2 separate regions of the Mus musculus genome follow, and region 2 is linked to region 1. The links are chromatin loops, found by intact Hi-C in ENCODE. Cell type or tissue: left cerebral cortex. All regions are shown on one strand. Links, peaks and the distances in the headings refer to the core of each region. The heading gives the core; the rest is flanking DNA. Region 1 holds the start of Myrip (myosin VIIA and Rab interacting protein). Region 2 holds the start of Gm38642 (a long non-coding RNA gene).

Region 1 (8,337 bases), core at 154-8,153:
AGCATTGGCCCAGATCACAAAACAGCTCCCAAACCCCAGATGGAGTCTATCCATGGACTTAGTAGTAGGGACCAAAAGGGGCCTTCCGATCAGAGAGCAGAAAACATTATTTATGAACATTATTTGTTTCTGGAGATCCTGGGCTGTTGGATTTTATCCCTGTCGTGATGGTGGGTGTCTGGGTTCTCCAGCTAACATGTGGCCACTATGAGGCAACAGCCCCAACAGGTCGTAGATGAGTTGAAATGTTATGATTCCATCCAACTTTTGACTTTGAGGAATTAGAAATAAAGCCATTCATATTTTTCATTTATATCACACCACTTAAGATGAGAGAGAGATACAGGGAGTAAACTGAACCCCACTGCTATACCCGGGGTCTCCCATCACCCCAATCAAAGAACACTGATCATTCGTGGATGGGGGACAGCCAACCCAGAGCCTAAGATGAGACTTTTTCTACTAGTTGTCTGCCGTAGATAAAGGACTCTTGGTTTGAGCTCGATAAAAAGGAAGGTTTAAAAAAAAATTAAGCCAGAGATGGCTCACACCATTAATACCAGTACTCCAGAGTCTGAGGCAGGGGAACACCACAGGTTTGAGTTCAGCCTGGACTATGTAGAGAATCCCATGAACCCTGAGCTATAGGTAAGACACTGTCTTAAAGGACATAGAACTAGGAAGCTCTTATTTCAGCTTGATAGGCAAATGATGGGATAAAGATGAAGTGAATGTTGCCTGGCCAAACTAAACAAGGTGATAGCTGCCTCTGGGGCTGCTGCCTTTCATGAGTTACAGGGAAACTACGAAGCTTTTTGTTCTTAGTCTGGACACCAGATACACAGGTGTGGCTTGTCTATTAAAATCCATCAAATATACACTCTAAATATTTACTCACTTTATTTTGTTTTATCTGTGTATACATGCCTGGGTGTATATATGTGTGCCATGTGTGTTCTGTGCCTGCAGAGGTCAAAATAGGATGTCAGATTCCCTGGAACTGGAGTTACAGATGGTTATTTGCCAACACACAGGTGCTGAGAATCGAACCCAGGTCCTCTGCAAGAGCAGCCAGTGATCTTAACTGCTGAGCTGTCTGTCCAGCCCTAAATATACACTTTTGAGCTATAAAACTTTTTGTAATTATACTTTAATAACATGTTAAGACAAATTGACCAAGGGCTGAAGACCTTGAGTTCTGCTTTCCCTGAATACCAACTCACTGTCATGTTTTCTTACCCCACTCCCCCACCTCACCACCACCTCACCACCACCTCACCACCACCCCACCCCACCCCGGACATGATCTACAAGACTGCTAGTTTAACACCAGATGTGGCTAGCAGGACATTTTCCCAAACTCGAGTGAATTCCATCCTTCCCTCTCCCACACAGAAAGATAAAATCCAGATCTCAAAAGACTCCTGCCACAGACATCATCTTCAGAGAGACATACATGCTTGACTATATATACACACACATGCCCAGAAACAACCATACACCACGAGGGGGGAGGAGGAGGGGAGGCAATTTCTCCTTAGACCTCCAGAGAGTCCCCAGCTAAAGAGACACAACTTCTAGTTCAGAGGCACCCCCTCCATAGGTGGGGGGAAGATCAGGAAAACAGCTACCCACTGGATTCCAATCTGAAGATGGAAAGCAGTCTTCAAAGCTTTACCAAAACTAAATATCTCTAGAAAAAGATATTTAGATCTGCAAACAGGGTCCTGATGTTGCTGTCAAATCCTTGAAATCACCTCATTTCCATACCACTCCTCCCGAAAGATCCCTTACAACATCTTCCCTCTACCTGGTACCACAACCCCAGCGCTTTTTCACACCGTACCCCGGGAGCCCCAGGAGCGGGGAGGTGGGGGGGAGAGAAAGAAAGAAAGAAATAAAAAAAAAAACGCCTGTCAATTATCCCAGGACTATGTGTAACAGTGTCATCACTGAGTATCAAAACTGCAGCTGGAGGTCAGAGGGTGAGAAGGACATGTGGGAACAGGGAAATGGCAGGGCAGGAGGAACAATCTCTCTCCCGTCCCTGGGAAAGTCTCAAGATAATAAACAAAATGTATATTATAGGTAAGGGGTGGGGCGGATAGAAATGTAGTCCATTTTCAAGGAATTTTAGCGGATGGGAGAGATCTTCAGAGAAAGCTGCTTTTCGGTGTGTCAGCTCCCTCCCTTTGGTGTGTCTTGGAAGAGTGGCTGGGACACACGTCCTGAGGACAAGGTTTATTTGGGAGACCAGAAGCCAAACACAGTCTATGTAAGCCCTGGCGCTTAGCAGAGTCCTCGACTCCACACTCTGCAGAAACATCAGTCAATTGAGTGACTAGAAGAGGATGGAACCTCGGATGCGGCAACTGTGAGCGTTCCCACCACACAAATGCTCCACAGCACGCTCACACGGAAGACAGCCAGACGTTAACCACCCCCCCACCCCCCGAAACCGCTATTGAGACCCTGCGGATGAGCTCGAAACCTCAACAAGTCTCCTGTCTTTGAAGATAGGAGGAACCGAGAAAGAGAGCAGGACGAAGGAACACCTCGCCCAGTGCCTGCCTCACCAGCGCACCTCTCCTCCTCAGGCAACCCGGGGCTGAGCCCAGACGCAGTCTGCCTTGGGGGTTAACGCTGTGCCCTGGCCATGACCTTCGGCGAGTACCTAATTAGCCCCATTTTACAAACATTAAGAGTCTAAAAGAGTCACGTGGTCCATGCTGGCCAGCTGCCGGGTGCGCACCGGGTGGTTTGAGGCGCCCGCCGGTGCGCGGATCCCTTAGCAAGGTGCGCGGCGCACCGCATCCCGAGCGCTACGTGGCCATCGGGGAAACGCAGGGGTCAGCTCCCGCCCCCGTAGCCACGGAAAGAGGCGGATCTGACTCTGTCGAGGCTAAGTCCAAGACCCCACCGTCCCCTCCGCACAGGCAGGCTGGCCATGTCCCGCAGCCCTGGCCCCAGACGCGCACCAGGTGCGGGGGACCGCGCGCGCGACATCTTCAGACACCCACCCCAAAAGTTGCGGCAACGTGGCAGGGAAGCATGGCATCGAGCTGCGGGCGCGGAGGGGAGAGCTGGAGGACTCACCCGGGGTGGCCGGCCTGGAGTGGGTCCGCGGCGGAGCTCATGGATGGCGGCCAGGCTCACAGCCACCGCGCCTCGGATGGCCCCGGGTCACCTGCCGCAGCCTGCGTCCAGCGCGCGATCCCGAGGCTGCAGATCGCCGGTGCGCCCGAGCTGGGGCCGCAGTCACAGCGGGAGCCGGGCAGCGCGGGCAGGACGAGGGCGCGCGGCGCGAGGGAGGCGCCCGCTCCAGGCTCCCAGCCAGCGCCAGCCCAAGCCACTGCGGCCGCCGCCACCTGCGGGCCCCGCTGACCGCCAATCACAGGCGCCCGGGGCGGCGGCGCGTGCGGAGGCGGGGCGGGGGCGCGTGCGGGGCGGCTGGCGGGAGCGGCGGCGACACCAGCGCGCCTGCGCCGGGACACCGGCCGCCTACCCCGCGGGTTCCTCGCGAGCTCCCCGGGTGCGCGGGTGGCACGCGCCGGGAGGGGCGGGGCGCATAGGGAAGAGGCGGGGCTGGGGCTGCGCGCACCCGGGTCGTTGCGGGCTGCGGCGCAGTGCGGTGCGGGGGTCGCGATCGTGAGCACCCCTACTCAACCAGCCCTAGCTTCAGGTCATCCCTAGTATTGAAGTCAGGCTCTGCATCCTTGGAGACCCGCCCGCTTGAAGGATGGGTCACCGCAACCTGGGCCTTCTTAGTCCTAGGAACAGCGCGACCTGCTGGCTCCAGCCTCACCAAAGACTCGTGGCCCGCCTGCATCAACATCTTTCACTTCACTGCCCCCCACCCCAAGGTATTTTTAAGGCACCGTTGTGATTCCGGTCTGGATTACGTTCTTCTCCAGGGAATTTACTGAGCTAGCCACGCTCGCTCATTCAACACACACTGACTACCTCGCACTTGGCTCAGGGGGTTCTAATCCTGTGTGCGCCCCCATAACCGCTGCACCTCTGGGATAGTGAGTCCTGGAATACTGCCAGTGAGGAGTGCTCTGGGGCGCGTGCTTGCAGTCCATGGTCCCCAAAGGATGACAAGGAGTTGAGATTGTCCTGCAATCTAGGGCCGCACTTGCTCATCCAGCAAGCCCAGGGCCCCGGATATTGAGACCAACTACTTAAGCCTCAGCAGCGTCGACTGGGGAACACCTGTCAGTGTCAACTGCCTGGCAGCAGCGACTCCGTCAGAATAAAGCTTCTATAGCGCTACGGCGGTGATTTCAAAATCTAAATCTCAGTTCTAAATCTCATAGGTCAATGAGCTGAGGTCGTGTCCTATGTAAATGCATGCAAGGTAGATGGGGGGGGGGGGAAGCGCCTTTGCGGAGCAACGAGGGAGGAAAATTAAGAACGTGTAAGGCATTAAATTGGTTTCTCTAAAGAAACGGTTTCCTCCCTTGAGGGATTTTTAAACTGCTAAAATGAAAGAAAGCTTATTTTGTGTACATTTTACTTATTTTCCGTTCTAAATCTGTTTATGTAGGCCCGGTTAGTATCCACACAGTCCAACATTCAACCGTTCACAAGACTCCCTCCTACCTTTGTCTGCCAGTGTCTCAGCTCCTGCCACTGAGCACAACCAAAGTGTGCTCTCTCTGGGGGAAAGCTATGTGTTATGATTGTGATGATCAATTGCAACTGTCAACTTGAGACAAACTAGAACCACCTACGAGGTGGTCCTCTGGGCATTCCACCGCAGGATTATCTTGATTATGGGGAGACCCGTCAGCTGTGGGCGGCACCATCCCCTAGGCTGGAATTACAAGATTCCAGGACTGAGTTCAGTCTTCTGTTTCCCAGAGTGCATGTTACATCACCCAACAAAATCCCCCTGCCCTGGGCTGGAGAGATGGCTCATGAGTTAATAGCACGGTCTGCTCTTTCAGAGGACCAGAGTTTGAGTCCCAGCACCCACATGTCAGATCACAACTATCTGTAACTCCAATTCCAGGGAATCCGAAGCCTTCTGACCACATGAAGAAGGCGTGCAAATAGCAGGCAGACCTATATACAGGCAAAATACTCATAAAATAAAAATAAAATACCTATGTACTTCTTGAACAAATCCAGTCTGTACGCACTGTAAAGGCTGCAATGATTTTTAAATATTTATTGTATGTGTTCATGGGCATTCAGATGCCAAGGCATGCACGTGGAAGTGTGAGGTTTTGAATGAAAGTGGCCCCCATAGGCTCATAGGGAGTGGCACTATTAGGAGCAGTGACCATGAAGTAGGTATGCCCTTGTTGGAGGTGTGTCCCTGGAGGTGGGCTTTGAGGTTTCTGAAGCCCAAGCCAGGCCCAGTGTCACTCTCTTTTCCCGTTGCCTGTGGATCCAGATGCAGAGCTCTCGGCTACCTCTCCAGCACCATGTCTGCCTGCACACCACCATGCTTCCTGCCACTACAGTAATGGACTAAACCTTTGAACCTGTAAGCCAGCCCTAGTTAGATGTTTTCTTTTGTAAGAGCACCCATGGGTATGGTGTCTTATCCAGCAATAGAAACCCTAAGGAACTAGACAACATTTGAGAGTTGGTTCTTGTCTTAGTCAGGGTTTCTATTCTTGCACAAACATCATGACCAAGAAACAAGTTGGGGAGGAAAGGGTTAATAAGCTTACACTTCCACATTGCTGTTCATCACCAAAGGAAGTCAGGACTGGAACTCAAGCAGGTCAGGAAGCAGAAGCTGATGCAGAGGCCATGGAGGGATGTTACTTACCGGCTTGCTTCCCTTGGCTTGCTCAGCTTGCTTTCTTATAGAACCCAGGATCACCAATCCAGGTGTGACACCACCCACAATGGGCCCTCCCACCCCTGATCACTAATTGAGAAAATGCCTTACAGCTGGATCTCATGGAGGCATTTCCCCAAGGGAGGCTCCTTTCTCTGTGATAACTTCAGCTTGTGTTAAGTTGACACACAAAACCAGCCAGCACAGTTCTCTTCTTACAGCATGTGCAAAGATTAAATGCTAGGTCACCAGGTACCCTTTATCACTGAGCCATCTCAAGGAACAAAGACTGGGGTATTCCAACAGTTTGTAAGCCAAGAAGATGAGATGGGCAGGGTGGTGAAAACCAGCCAGTGTTTACCTCTTGCACCTGCCCCCTTACTGGGGATTCACACCCCCTTGCTGGGGAGCCACGCCCCCTTGCTGGCCAACAGGGAGCCACTTTACCTCTCAGGGGGCCTTTGCAAATTCTCTGACCTCTAGGAACACACATTCACACATACACACATTTACATACATATACACACATATTCACACTCACACACATATACACACAATCACACACTCTCACACAAATTCACACATACATACTTATATATACATTTACACACACATAAACATATTCACACATACACATATTCATACACACTCACACACACATATTTATACACACACAAATATTCATACACATACCCATACACTCACCCATTCACACACTCACACAATACACACATATACACACATTGACACACTTGTACACACATATTCACACTCATACACATATATACACATACTCACACACATACACACGCTCACACATAACACACATATTCACATTCACACACACATATCAACAAACACATATTCACACACATACACACACTCTCTCTAGAATCTAGGAGTCACATATGAGAGATAATATACATCATTTCTCTTTCTCTGCTCTGGTTAACCTCACATGATATTTTCCAGAGCCATCCATTTTCCCATGAATTTCATAATTTCATTTCCTTCTCTGATGAGTAGAGCCCCATGGTATTTTTACACCACATTTTTATTACCCATGCATCTGTTGATGGACAGGTAAGGCAGCTCGATCTCTTTGCTGTTGTGAATAGATCAGCAAGGAGTGTGGATGGATGAATGGTAGTTTCTGAAGTAGAATAGCATGTCCAGAAGTGTTAGAGAGATTCATTTTCATTCGGCTTCCACAGCTGGATCCCAATCCCGCAAGGTAGCTTTGGGAGTGTAGACTGTCACGGGCTGCTTCCTAACGGTGGGGGTTGGGCTCAGAGGTTGTTTAACATGGTGCTAGTCTTTGCGAAGCTGGTTTGGCATATAACTGTCCCATGCAACTCTCAGGGTCTAAGTCCTATCCCTTACCTAAGGATTTTGAGAGACAGGCAGAATTGCTAAAGGATTTTAGCAAGATGCCGAGTAGGAAGAAGTGAAGCACCAAAACCAGAAGCTCACGGGGCAGAGGGGGTCCTGCCCCCTCCCATGGCCCTCCATCATGTGAAGAGACCTGCTCTGATTCCTCACCAGAGATAATACTGATTTTTTAGAATGTGTTTCTGAAAGGTTCAGCATCTTGAAGATAGCTTGAGTGACCAGGAGCATGGCAAACAAAACAAAACAAAACAAAACAAAACAAAAACGTCCTAAACTCTGACTTCTGTCTTCCTTTCATCCTGAGCTGTCATCCAGCAAAATCCCGCCAAACTCAAGTAAGATTCATTCCTCCTGGGACTGGAGAGAGAGTCCCATAGCACCTGCTGTTCTCACTAAGGACCTGTGTTTTTGTCTCTAGCAATTCCACCAGGAAGCTCACAACCATTTATAACCCCAGTTCTCAGGGATATAGCTCCCTCTTCTGTCTTTTGTGGGTACCTGTATACATGTGGCATGCATACAAACACATAAGTAAGAAAAGTTCTAAGCCTTAATTTTAAAAACAAACAAACAACACTGATCCGGTCTCTGCCTCTCAAGACTAGAGGAGATCAGAGAGATCCATCTTGACCAGTGGATGGGTCTAATGGAGTCTTCTTCTGTGAAGAAGAGCTGTTTGACATTTGAGCACGCAGGGAACTGTACCCCGTCTTCTTTTAAAATGAAACTCAGACAATCCATTTTTCGGAAGATTGATGCGTTTGTACTGGCTGGAGAAGGATGTGTCCCAGGAGGTTCTGGGTAGAATTAAAAGAGCATCAATCACAAGACTAGTGTGCTGGTCTGAGCGCACCCCATCCTGGATGTGCGACCTGGGACATGTCCTTTAACCTAGCCAAATCCTAGGTTCTCCGAATATAAAATACTGTGTCATCTTCTCTACTGCCCTGGAAATTTTCTAAGTAATTGATACATTGCATATGAAATTGTTTTGTGCATAACAAGATTTAGCATATGTTAGTTATGAAAAATTATCATTTGTAACCTGGAGAAAGTGAATTTACAAATAATGTTACTATGCTATTTTTGGCCTTTCCTAGCACAGAAGTGGCAAATTAGAGCCTTTACCTACTACCTCTTTATTA
Region 2 (8,337 bases), core at 196-8,195, 92 kb after region 1:
GTGAGACCAGTTTCTCGGTCCTTGCTCCCGCGATATCCTGAACCCTTCCTGAAACACTGAGCACAGCTCTGCTCCGTCCTGAGCTGATGGCTTCCTCCTATGTCTCCTGGTAATGAAAAGCGGACCACAGGGCGTGTCGAGCGAAGTGATATGACAACAAGGTGATGAAGAGAAGCTGGACGGTCTAGAGGTCTTCAGAAGAGAGGGTGGAGGGAGGGAGCAAATAAAGCCAGCCCCATTCTGTCTGTTACAAGAGGTCCATTTTGCCAGTCTAGTCCAAACTAAAAATAAAATCCACTACTGGCTTTTTTATGAAAATAGAGTTGGATAGCTGCCATATCTGCCTTCCTCCTCTCTGGACACAGAGTCCCAAGGTCAAGAAAAGGGTTTGTTTTAAATTTCAAACATACTAGGCGCTCACATGATTCGGGGCGTGCATGTCAATAATCCACCGTCAGGTAAAATATCCTCACCAGCAACAGCAGTAAATAGCTGGCCGTCAGCCCAGCCTGGGTCAATTATCCGAAAACTCAGTTTGTCTTAAATGACTACCTTTTAATTACCTCTCTCAATTATCTGCTAAACAATCAATGGTGTTTCAACTAAATAATAATTCACTGTTAAGACTTGGGCAAATAAAATGGAGCAAAACTACTTACTGCAGGATTTCCCACACATGGCAACCCTCCAGTTGTAACCTGGCGGGTAGTGAGGTTTTGCACATCTGCGTGGGCTTCTGTTCAGTTCCTGGATAAGAGGCCAAGAACCCGGAAGCACCCGACGCCAACCCAGACCACCAGAGACATGCGCAGATCCTCTGCAGAAGCTGCCAGGCTCTGAACCCGCTGAGCCATGTCTCCAGTCTTGGTTCTGTGGCCTGAATGATAAATTAGCTTGTATAACCATTTCTCTCCTGGACGTGTCTCTTCCCACAATGCACCTGATTTTAATCATATGCATGACCAATTATCTTATATGCTTAGGCGCAAAATGATCAATAGGGGATTCATCCTGAAAATTCACTTAAGGACAGTTTTGCTTTGTTGCATATCGTCATTATTTGCTTTCTTTTTAGTTTTTTTTTTTTTTAAAGTATTCTTGTACGTGAGTGTTTTGCCTGCATGTGTGTCTATGGGCACCACACAGGCGTCTGGTACCCTCAGAGGTGATAAGAGGACATGGTAACTGGAGTTGTGAACTACAGTGTAGGTGCTAGGGATCAAACCTGGGTCCTCTGGAAGAGCAGCCAGTTCTCTTAGCCTGCTGAACCCTTGCTCCAGACCCCTGGTTTATATCTGTGGCTGTGAGAAGCACCATGACCAAACCCAACTTGGGTAGTCTGGTCCAGGCCGTCCTTTGATGGAGGCACCCTTTCTCCCCTGTGTGTCTGGTAGACGATAAAAATTAACCAACACACCCACCCATACACCCCAAATCAACTCAGGCTATATTAGCCCCTCCTCCCCTCCCAGACCAAGATACTGTTTAATACAGGAATACATTTAAATAGAGATGGTCAGAGTTGGAGAAATGTCTCATTTGTAAATGGGCACAGTGCACATTCACAAATGCAGGAAAAACACTCAGGAACATAAAATAAATAAATAATCATCTAAAAAATTAAATAGAAACTGTTCTAACAGCCACTCGGGGAAAGAGAAACTTCTCACATTGTTCAGAGAGGGAGGGGGCTGGAGGTTGCCAGAGGTTGCTAGGTGCACTGTTAGGTGGGGTGTGTGCAGCACACATGGGCAAAGGAGCTAGGCTGCCAATTCCATTCTCAAAAGAGGACTGTGTGCGTAAGCCAAACCAAGTGGAGTCCTAGGTTACACAACAACTCCCTATGCTTGCATGCTTCACACCTCCCACACATGTGAACGTGTACATGTGCACGCCATGAGCATACTTGCACGATGATGATGATGGTGGTGGTGATGATGATTGTGGTGATGAAGATGATGACAACGACGATGATAGAAAATGCTATTGCTATATCCCTTTCACATTTACACTCTGCAGCCAGCCTGAACAGATTTGCGTAAGACTGCTGAATTACGCTCTAGAAACGCTGAGCCCATTTGCACTCCCCAAGCTGTGTCTGTGAAAGGACAAGAGGAATCCCTTCCTGCTTGGAAACAGGTCTCCCATTTGTACAGTTGGATGGCACTCTGCTGAGCACTAAAGCAGGCAGTATCATTTCCTCAGCTCCTGCTGTCGGCCATTCCCAGGAGTGTGCAAGTGTAAATAGAATGGTGTACGCAGTGCCCACACAGTGAGCACTGAACCGGCTGCTTGCTTCCTCCAACTCAATTAGATTCCTTGCTTTATTCTGCTAGGAAACAATAGCCCTGTCTTTCCAAATGTTACATTGTTACTGCTTTCTTATGCCATGGCTTTGGTTGCTGATCCCACATCAGGCCCATGTCTGACTGATGATACTTCTGCTGCTTCTAGAAAGCTTCCCTCTTCACTGAGGATGTAGGTCAGTGGTCGAATGCTCGCCTAACATGAAAAGGGTCCTGGATTCAAGGGTTCAATTCCCCAGTTCCTCAAACAACAACAGCCACAAAAAAAAAAAATATGTGCAATAATAGTGTCTATAAAGACCTCTCTCACATGCTCTGGTTAAAAGACAATTCCAGGGCTGGATGTGTGGCTCAGTTGGTAGAGTGCTTGCCTAGCACACACAAAGGCCTGGATTTGGTTGACAGCTCCACGTAAGCAGGTCATGGATGCACACGCCTGTAATCCCAGCACTCGGATGGAGGGAGCAGTCAGAGTATCCTCAGCTACATGCTGAGTTTGAGACTAGCCTGGGCTGCATGAAATCCTGTATTTGATCGAGCAATCAGTTAATTAGTTAATTTAATTATTGAACCAAATGTGGTGGCTTATGCCTGTAATCCAACCATTTCGGATGTACAGGCAGAAGGTTCAGGAGTTCTAAGCCATTCTTAGTTACATAGAATTGGATGCTGCCCCAAGATACAGAAGATCCTGTCTCTCTTCCTTCTGTAGGAAGAAAGGAAGGAGGGAGGGAGGGAGAGAAGGAGGGAAGGAAGGAGGAAGGGAGGGAGGGAGGGAGGGAGGGAGGGAGGGAGGGAGGGAGGGAGGGAGGGAGGGAGGGAGGAAAGAACCTCCAAGCCATCCTAATTTTAATTATAAGAACTGGAAGATGCGGGCGTGGAGCAAGGGAATTTAACAATTCTAAACATAACCAACAAATAAACCATTTCGGATTCGGGACCATGTGTTGACATCTTCCCTGAAATCCCTCTGCGGTTGACCACAGAGCCACTGTCCCCATTTACGTATGAGCTTCCTGGACTTAGTTCTAAGTAACCCAGAAGCAATGACCCCTAGCAAGACAGTGATACTCCTGCCTCCACCTCCAGAGTGCTCGGATCACAGGTGTGAGCCACCACTCCTAGTTTGTGTGATGCTGTGTATCACACCTGGGACCTAGTGCATGCTAGACAAGTTCTCTACCAAGCAGGCTCAGCCACAGTGGGTACTTCTTAGAGAGGTGTAGGGTTATCCCAGAATCTGGCCTCTCTTCTACATCTGCATTGTCTCAACTGCTCCCTTGGTGTGCTGACGTGTGTGTGTGTGTGTGTGTGTGTGTGTGTGTGTGTGTGTGTGTGTGTGTTGGCTATACTGTGTGTGTGTGTTGGCTAGTGTGTGTGTGTGTCCAACTTGACACAAGTCAGGGAAGAGGGACTCTCGACTGAGAAAACACCTTCATCAGATTGTATGCAAGTCCACAGATATTTTCTTGATGAGTGTGGGAGGGTCCAGCCCACTGTGGGTGTGACCTCCCTGGGCAGGGGGTCCTGGGTTGTATAAGAAAGCAGGATGGACCAGCCATGGGAAACAGGCCAGTAGGCAAAGTTCCCTCATGTCTTCAGTTCCCATCTTCCCTGAGTCCCCCCCCCCTCCCCGCCCCCACTTCCCTGAAGGATGGACTACAAGGGTTAAGGTGTAGTTAACCCTTCCCTCTCCAAGTGTTTGGTCATGGTGTTTACTCAGCAGTAGGGAGCAAGCTAGGAGCCATTTTTACAGCGATGTCTTGGTGTCAAGTTTAAAACCCTCAGCCTTTGGTTGTTCCAATGGAAACTCTTTTACTTTCATAAGTGACTGTGAGTTGACCCAGCCATAATTATAACTCAGCAGAGACTCCTTTCTGGAATGTTCCCTATCATGACTCCCTCCCTGTTCTCTAATTAGCAACTCCCAGAGCAGAAGTCTGTCCCCTCTTGTCACAGCTATGATCACTGTCCAGGGTCCAGCTGACTCACAGGCCTACGTCAGTGAACCACGGGCCACTGGTGACACAGCCATCTTTTCTCTGTGGGGATAATAAGGAGTCTCTTCAGAGAGGCACACAATTATTTCTAGAGGGAAAACACTCGGGGTCAGTGCATGAATACACATTTATTCATTATGGAGAAAGGTCTTATCAAGCCAGGGGAAAAGGAGAAAATCACAATTGCTTTGATTGCTGATCTTAGAGGGGTGACACAGACCAACGTGTCCTTTCTGAGCAGAATCAAATTATTTTCCTCCCCAGTGAGGTCTGACGACTGCCATCGTGGCTGAGTTATTGGTCTGGGAATGTGGATGGATGATGTGGAAATAATAGAAAGATATTAAATGTGATTTGAATCTCTGCCACAGTGAGGATAATGACTCAAAAAAAAAAAAAAAAAAAAAAAAAAAGCCTAAGAGTCTCGTGCTTTAGAAAGTGCTCTGATGCCCAGTTAAGAACGCCTGTGGACCACCTCTTTCCTCTTGAATTTCAGATTCCAGGATCTACCTGGGAACATGTTGACACACTATAGCATAATGCATCACCTATTTTGGCTTTGTCCCTGGTTCCTAGTAGAGTCCCTAAGACCTGCTGGATTTCCAGAGAGATGCTCATACCTTTTGGTATTCATAAAGAACCCTCTTTTGTAGAGACGTGTTTTATTTGTAATTATGTGTGTCTGCGTATCTGTGTGGGTTTGTACACTAGATTGCTGGCCAGAACTCCAATTTCAGGCAATGGGACAACATCGCCCTCTTCTGGCCTCTGGGGGTACAGCATGCACATGGTGCATGTACATACCGAGAGGAGGAACACTCATACACCCAAAATAAATACTCTTTTTTGTTGTGGTTGTTGTTGTTGTTGTTGTGTTGTGTTTTGTTTTGTTTTGTTTTTGTTTTTTGAGACAGGGTTTCTCTGTGTAACCCTGGCTGTCCTGGAACTCACTCTGTAGACCAGGCTGGCCTCGAACTCAGAGATCCGCCTGCCTCTGCCTCCCATAAATACTCTTTTAAAAGAGTGAGGAAGGCCAGGGGGGGCATGAGCAGTAAGCAAGCAGACCAAACGGGTGTGCAGATTTCTCTCTGCTCCTGACTACTGCTGTTTGACGGACCAGCTGCTTCAGCTCCCAAACGAGCCCTTTCTGAGATGAGGACTGTATTCAAGATTGACCTTGCTATTATGATCCCCACCTGCCTCAAGGCCGGTGTTACATATGTGCACCCACACCGCTTGTAGACTTTTGCACAGCAAGGTTTAGTGAGACTCTGGGTTGGTGATGCCGTGGAGGTGTTGGGGTATGACCCACAGAGAGGGCATATGGTCTAATATTTTCCATGTTTGTGAGTATGTGTGTGTGTGCGCAGTGTGTGTGCAGCATGTGTGTGCAGTGTGTGTGTGTGTGTGTGGTGTATGCACTGTGTGTGTTCAGTATGTGTGTGTGGTATGTGAAGTGCATGTTTGCACTGTGTGTGTGCAGTGTGTATGTGTGGTGTATGTGTGTGTAGTATGTGTGAAGTGTGTATGCACTGTGTGTGTGGTATGTAAAGTGTGTGCACTGTGTTTGTGTAGTGTATGTGTGCAGTGTGTATGTGTGGTGTGTGTGTACACTGTATGTGTCCAGTATGTGTATGTGGTATGTGAAGTACATGTGTGTACTGGGTGTGTGCTGTGTGTGTGTGTGTGGCATGTGTGCAGTGTGCATACAAGCATGCTGGTTTGCACATATGTGAGCACACATGAATATGTAGGTATTCATTGAGGTCTCTCATTTAAACCAGAGCCTACCCATATGGCTATCTTGACAGTCAGCTCAGTCCAATGCTGGAATCACAGACAGGCCCACACACCCAACATCCCCTGGTTTCTGGGGACCTAAACTCCGGTCCTCCAGTTTGTGAGGGAGGCACTTAAGCTCTGTGCCGTCTCCACAGCCCAAGGTTAGCATTCCTGAAGCAAGGAGCAAAATGTGTTGCCTCCAACGTAGATGAGGCTCATCAGGTCAGTGCTGGGCTTTAAATGACACAAAAGCCACTCGCTTGGCCCGCTGCCCGAGGCACCACCGTAGGGGGCATCAGCCAGGCTCAGTGGCAGGCCCTCAGTCCGCCCCATCCCCTCTGTCTCTCTCACTGTCTCTGTGTCCCTGTCACTCTGTCTCTGCCTCCAGGCTGCCTTCAGGTGAGGGCCTGTGCTCCACCCTGGATACTCACACATTACTCTTCCTCAACGCAGGCCCAGAGCCAGCCTGGACTCATGGGCCAAAAAACTCTGAAATTGTGGCTGCGCAGACGCTCAGAGGTTAAGAACACACACTATTGAGGACTGAATTCAGGTCCTCAAACTCATGTCAGGCAGCTCACAAGTGCCTGTAACTCTAACTCCAAGAGACCCAGTATCCATTTGTAGCGTCCACAGGCACACTCATGTGTACAGATGCGCACACAGACACACATAGACACATGAATAAAAAGTAAAATAAATCCTTTTTTTTAAATAGCTGTGCTTAAACCATGAGTCAAAATAGATTTTTTTTTCCTCCTTTCAGGTTGATAGTCTCGGGTGCTTGGTCACGGTGACATAAAGCTAACACCGAGACTCACCCAGCTGTTAAATCTGACACGAAAAGAAGCCTTACCCTGAAAACTGCACGTTGACCTTGGGACTAGAACCCTGGCCCCTTCCTGCCTCTCTGTGGAGACACCTGCTCTTCCTGTACCTTCAGCCTCCTCCAGGAACTGCTCCACGGAGTCTCCCATGTTCTCATCCTCCAAACTCCAGCCACAACCACTTCATCATCTCTCCTGATCGACAGCTTGCTAGTCGCCCTCAGATACTAATGCTCATCGCAGTCCATAGTGATGTGAGCCATTGCTTGCGATAAATATGTGGACGTGAAACACAATACACCATAACAAGGTTGTTCTAGAGCTTCAATACTAAAGGGGAGTGGGAGCAACCGCTGCAGAGAGCTGCGCTGTCCAGCAGACTCCCTGGGACTGTAGAAGTGTATTCTGTTTGCATTGCTCAGTTGGGTGGCCGTTCGCCGCCATAGATGGTGGCAACAGTAATCACTGAAATGGCTGGTGACATTGATAAACTAAGGGTTTTAATCATCTCAATCTAATCGTATGTTAATTTTCTATTATTTGATTTTATATGCTTTCCTGTGTGCTTGAGTGTAGGTGTGTGCACCACGTGAGTGCAGAAGCCAGCAGAGGTCAGAAGAGGTGTCAGATGGCCTGAAATTGGAGTTACAGGTGATTGTGACCCACCGTGTGTACGGGAGCGACTCAACCCAGGTCCCCCTTCCACTGAGCCATGGCTCCAGCCTCTTGAATGTATATTAAAGCAGCCAGTCTGTGGCTAGAGGTTATCACAGTGCACAGCCCAACAATTAGAATTTCCCCTCTTCCTGTAAATCCTCCCCATCCACTATGTGTGTATGAAATATGTATCAGCTTCCATAGTTATAGACGAAGGCAGTGGCAGCCAAACCAGGATGGGGGGGGGGTGTTTTCTATTTCCTGCCTTGCCCGCCAAAATATAAGCTCCTTTGGGGGGACGGGTCTGCTCCTGTCACTCCTCACTCTGTCTCCAGTACCTACAGTAGGACCTGGAAGGACATCAGAACTTCGCTGGATGCATGACGTTTCCTCTGCAGACATTTAATAATGAGCTTGATGCAAAACGCTTTGAGGGATCCAGAGATGCCCACCAGCCTAACTGATGCAGATTAGTGTCTACCCACTACAAACGCCTGACACTGTTGCCCAACGCGGTTCTGACCCACCCCTCTAACTTGGAATGTTTTGGCAAAACCTCGAGATCATGAAATATGAGAAACGGTTCTGGGCCTGGAAAGTTTAAGCTGAGGCAACGTACTGAGGAGCGACTGGGTGGTCCCACGAGCAGATGGATGCATGCGCCCAAAATAAATGGGCCACGAAGGGGAGATCGATGTGAATTGGATCCCAGTGTGCTCATCTGAGAAAAGCTGGCAGCGGCGGTCTGCTTCGTCAGCAGCAGTC

The links. Peaks named below come from ENCODE experiments on the same cell type or tissue, not always from the same donor. Only the 100,000 strongest peaks of a DNase experiment are listed, where the experiment ranks them.
Region 2: it touches region 1 in a loop (2.3-fold over the local background); 5 of 42 quality-filtered maps call a loop at or near these places.

Annotation. Positions count from the first base shown.
Region 1 is chr9:120,298,960-120,307,296 of GRCm38, reverse strand. Myrip (myosin VIIA and Rab interacting protein) reads right to left here and starts at 3,224. Exons shown (of 17, transcript NM_144557.5): 1 at 3,097-3,224. In left cerebral cortex, for the core only: CTCF peaks have their summits at 3,793 and 7,671 (motif pointing left); DNase peaks (open chromatin) are centred at 2,675, 3,058, 3,593, 4,133 and 2 more places; H3K4me3 peaks cover 2,908 bases; H3K27ac peaks cover 2,699 bases.
Region 2 is chr9:120,206,986-120,215,322 of GRCm38, reverse strand. Gm38642 (a long non-coding RNA gene) reads right to left here and starts at 730. Exons shown (of 3, transcript XR_871360.1): 1 at 660-730. In left cerebral cortex, for the core only: a CTCF peak has its summit at 5,065 (motif pointing left); DNase peaks (open chromatin) are centred at 2,200 and 5,058.